Regions from separate parts of the Homo sapiens genome. Here region 1 is linked to region 2. A link is a loop called in an ENCODE intact Hi-C map of the cell type or tissue named here. Cell type or tissue: MCF 10A. All regions are shown on one strand.

Region 1 (2,500 bases), 340 kb after region 2:
GTTGTACAACCATCAATACTATTTTCAAGAAGTGTTTTATTACTCCAACAGAAACTGTACCAATTAAAAAGTAATTTCCCATGCCCCCATACCCTCATCCCCTGGTAACCTATATTCTACTTTTTCTATGAATTTGCTTATTTTAGATATTTTATATAAGTGGAATTATACAACATTTATTCTTTTGTATCTGGCTTACTTAGCATAATATCTTCAAGGTTTATCTGCGTTATAGCATGTATCAAAACTTCATTCCTTTCAATGACTGAATAATATTCCATTGTATGTGTATACCACATTTCTTTTTTATCTCAGAAAGGGAATTTTTAAAAGGCTATTTAGTAGGTTCTGGAGAAGGAATCCTGGAGCCTATATAGCCAGTGTGGGGCTGTGAGTGGTATGGGGGCTTTGGAATTTCAGCTGCACCCCCTACTGTGCGATCTTGGGTAAATTACTCTAAGCCTCAGTCTCTCATCTGTAAAATAGGGATGAAGAATGTTATGCAGATTATTTATTTATTTGAGACAATTTATGGAAATCACTTAGCATAAATTATGGCACCTGAACTAAAAAAGTGCTTATAAACGTTACCGATTATTATGGCTTGTAAAAATCATTGTTTATGCTCCTACTTTCTAATACAAAATCAGACAAGCAGAATTTTTTTGAAAACATCTCCTGACGAAAAAAATAAAACTAAGTTTTTTTTTGAACGTGTTTTCAATCGATTTTTTTTTCTTGGAGTTGGAACTTCTGAGGAAAGGAAAAAGGTTCTTCACCTGACGAAAGAGTGAAACTACCCAGGCCAGTCTAGCCTTATGCCCTCTTTAGACTGGGGGCAGCCTTAGGGCTTCCCTTTCCAAGTACAAGCCCGCATTCTGGAAACACAGAAAGGCCAGGTGGCTGAAGGCAAGGATTGATTAAAGAGAATAAGATATAGTTCCTTTTGCACACAAAGTCCTGTTGACTCTAACTGGATCCCTGAGGGTCTGGGCCCTTGTAGCGGGAGCCAATTATAGACTGGGAAGGTGTTATGATCCTTTGGAAGTAGATGGACCTGGATTCCAGTCCTGGCTCTGCCATTTACAGGTCAAGGTTCCAGTTTTATAGGGCTGAGAAAGGTGAGCTGTGGTCACTGCAGAGGAGTGGGTAGCACAGAGGAGAGCCACTGTCTGAGGGCACTGTGGACAGAACGGCCTATGTGAAGCCTGGAGCAAAACTGGCATACCAGACTGCAGTGCTATTTCTGGATAATTTGCTCCTCCCTCTGGCTCTGCGTGAATCAGCTCATGCATCCTTTGGTGTGGTCTTTCAGCGTCATCCTCAGCAAGGAAGGAGCAGGACAATTTTTCATTCATTACAGGCTGAGATCCAGTAACTCCGGGTAGAGTCTCAGGCTCAGTAGAGCAACCTTGAAATGTAGTTCTGCCTTCTGATTCTCAAAAATGTTTTATTTATTTGTGAAATTGATTGTTTTTTGGTGTAAACCTTGTTATAACAAAATGATCTTCACCCACAATTCAGATGCCCAACAAATCACACGTGTATGTTGCATTTCGACTTTGCTGTTGCCACTGACCAGCAAGGCTGTGGGGGTGCTGGCAGTACAGTTATAAGGCATTTTCTGAGGCTTATGGTGGGTACTCCTAATGGTTCTTACAGGATTAATTGTAATAGGACTTATAGGGCTGAGTTGTAATAATGACTATAAGAATGATGTTCTCTCATGCCATACAGATCACTTGACTCCATCACTTAATTCATTCTTTTCAAAAACATTTCGTGTCTGTCATGTGAAAGATTAGCCCCTATTTTACAAATGTTGACACTGGAACCCAGATATTGGCTAACAGACTGTCCATTTTGGGCCAGAATCCATATGTTCTGCCTTCTGATCCAGTGGTCTATTTATTTCTCCACTGTGAGCTGGGCAATGCGGGAATTCCAGATTTTTTTGATTTAGTAGTTTGTGATATGGTCCCAGAGAGGCCACTTGTCCTCCCTCCACCAGAAAAGGAGCAAATCTGTTGTCAACCTCTTGCTGTCTCCAAATTTCCAAAGAAGTAACTCAGCCAGAGTAGAAGCTTGAGTCTGGTTTGTTGGCAGTGGAGTGTACAGGTGGCTCCTTGCCTTGTGCCCCAGGGTAGCAGTAAATTGATATTTGCTGGTCTCCAAGCCTCTGGAAGAGACAGAAGAGGAGGGTTGGGAAAGTGACACTTTCTGTAAATAACCACACCTGGTTCTAAGAGCAGAAGGATTGGCATGTCCCTGTAGCCTCATCAATTACCATCAAACTTTTGCAAAGGGAGCCCCAGGGGAGAGAATCTCTTCACACTCTTATGATTATTTATAGACACCTCACCCTGTCCACACTCTGGGGGGGAATATGGTTTGCTTGGCAGCAGCCTCCTTCCAGATGTGTTTATATTCTTACAGGCCCAGTGGAATGCATCCTTCTGCCCCTGCATTACATGGAACAGAGGGGATGGCAGACACTGGG
Region 2 (2,500 bases):
AAAATACACACAGAATTTCAAGCAGCATAGAAAACAAGAATATAAAATATTTCATTAATTTTCCAGCTCTTAGGGAAGTTGATGAATTTTAATTACTGAATTTTATTTTAATTACATTTTAAAATGACAAGATATTGGATATATCTTATTAAATGTATTATTATTAAATTTATTTTTATGGTGTTTCTTTTTACCTTTTTTTTTTTTTTTTTTTTTGAGACAGGGTCTCACTCTGTCCCCTAGGCTGGAGTGCAGTGGCATAATCATGGCTCACTGCAGTCTTGAACTCCTGGGCTCCAGCAATCCTCCACCTCAGCCTCCTGAGTAGCTGGGACTACAGGGCACACCACCATGCCTGGCTAATTTTTATATTTTTTTGTGGAGACAGGGTCTTGTTAAGTTGCCTAGGCTAGTCTTGGACTCCTGACTCCAAATAATCTTCCCACTTCAGCCTCCCAAAGTGCTGGGATTACAGGCATGAGCCACCACACCTGTCCTTCTTATTTTTTATTTTTTTGAGACAGGGTCTCACTCCGTCACCCAGGTTGGAGTGCAGTTGTGTGATCACAGCTCACTGCAGCCTCATCTTCCTGGGCTCAAGTGATCACTACCTTAGCTTCCTGAGTAGCTGAACCTATAGGAGCGTGCCACCACACCTGGCTGATTGTTTTTTATCTTTTGTAACAACGGAATCTCCATATGTTACCTAAGCTAGTCTCCAACTCCCAGACCGAAGCGATCCTCCCATCTCAGCCTCCCAAAGTCCTGGGATTACAGGTGTGCACCATCACGCCCAGCCAGCCTGTGAGTTCTGACAGCAGCTGTGCTGGGTTCATTGTTGTCACTCCAATGTCTAGTGCACAGAGTAGGAGAGGGAGGGGACAGGCACAGGGATGTCTGAGGGCTTCCCACGCACCAGATGCTGTGTTAAGCCTCATCCATCTCGTTTTGTCCTCCCAGGAACCCTGTGCCAGGGATGGTGGCGTGGCAGCAAGGCGGAGAGTAGGAGGGCTCATTTAGGCCCCAGGCTACGGTCAGGGGTGAGGGGACAGGTAGAGTCCTCTCTGCTTTGTAGGCCTCCTGGGTTTCTAGACAAGAGGACACCACCCTCCTGCCACCACTTTGCATACTTCCTGGGTCACCGTCTTCCCAACTGGGGCTCAGCCATGGCCATTGTGAAATTTGTTCTGTCTCCTCTCAGACTCTGCCTCCCACTCCCATATCCAGACACGTTCCTGCTAGTGACAGCCACATGACCCTCCCAATAACCACACGCCCAGCCTGGCAGCCTTCCTGGGCCTCAGGAGTGTGGTAACTTTGGAGAAGGGCTTCTGACTCAGGCAGCTGAGCTTGCTGCCAGGTGGGGACTGGCTCTGGTCTCAGTGTATCTCTGGGCCCCTTCCCAATCCCAAAATGAAAGTCCCTCTTCAGGAGTGTAACCATCCAGGAACCAGCCCTCAGCTCAGCACTGGGTAGTGTCTGCTCATAAAAATGGCCACAAGGTGGCACTGTTCCCACAGCCATTCCCTTCCCCCACGGCAAGACCACGGGTCACACCTGCATCCAACAAAAATATTACAGCTTTTGGAAGAGGTTTTCCCTGGACTGGTTGGTGAATTTCATTCTCAGTCTTCAGCTGCCAAAGGTTGTTTAGACTCGGGAATTCTGCTATAAAAAATGGTCATCTCTGAGTGCACACTTAAAAGTCAAGCAGGTTATGACTCATTGTCAATCCCCCTGCAAAGGAATTCTGTCCTGAGAGGCCTCGTGCACGCCTGACACATACAAGAGGAATGCACACACGTTAAGCAGAAAGCACGTGGGTCTTCCGTGTGCAGACACGAAGGCCGGGAAGAATGGCCCTACAGGTGATCTAGCCGTGTTCTGGTTTTCTTTTTTTGTTTTAGCCTTAGGATTTTTATTTAGGAAAAACAACAAAACAAAACAGAAGCCACTGCCCTGACTATGGAGTAGCCATTCTTTTATTTTCTTACTTTGTTAATAAACTTACTTTCACTTTAAAAGAAAAAGAAAACCAAAAAGACCTCACATAGAAGCCAAATAAGTAAAATGAGGGTAAAATTTGAAAAATATATGGTGGTTCTGGTTGCAGATGTGGGGATAAAAGAATCTCTTCCCAGTGAAGAATTTTCTAGAGCAGAATTTGAAATGTATCCATCTAGTCTCACTGGCTTATTTTATAGGAGAATAAACTGAGACTCAGAGAGGAAAATGACTTGTTCAAGATCACATACTACTTTGGAATGTTTTCATTTTAAATGAAAGTCTCAAAAGGCAGGTATTTTCACTGAGAAACAAAAACAGTTTTTATTTTCTCTGACATATGTCCAGATGCTCTTCAAGTTACGGTGACCCGGGGCACAGGAAGAGTACTGCCTGACACTTCTACACAGCTCTGTTCATTTCAAATGCTTTCAGCATCTGTTGCCCTGTCTGGCCCTCACAATACCCCTTAGAGTTTGGCAGGGCAAATGGATAC

What was found. Hi-C counts contacts between places; a loop is a spot of excess contacts. Peaks named below come from ENCODE experiments on the same cell type or tissue, not always from the same donor. Only the 100,000 strongest peaks of a DNase experiment are listed, where the experiment ranks them.
Region 1: a loop joins it to region 2, with 10 times the contacts of the local background. A loop is called at or near these places in 2 of 110 quality-filtered maps.

Annotation. Positions count from the first base shown.
Region 1 is chr11:11,700,004-11,702,503 of GRCh38, reverse strand. No RefSeq gene overlaps it. Among named protein-coding and RNA genes, the nearest start is that of MIR4299, 45 kb to the right of the region's middle. In MCF 10A, a CTCF peak has its summit at 1,307; a DNase peak (open chromatin) is centred at 1,273.
Region 2 is chr11:12,043,426-12,045,925 of GRCh38, reverse strand. All of the region lies in intron 1 of LINC02547 (long intergenic non-protein coding RNA 2547), which reads right to left. Among named protein-coding and RNA genes, the nearest start is that of LINC02547, 14 kb to the right of the region's middle. In MCF 10A, a CTCF peak has its summit at 1,486 (motif pointing right); DNase peaks (open chromatin) are centred at 1,415 and 1,705.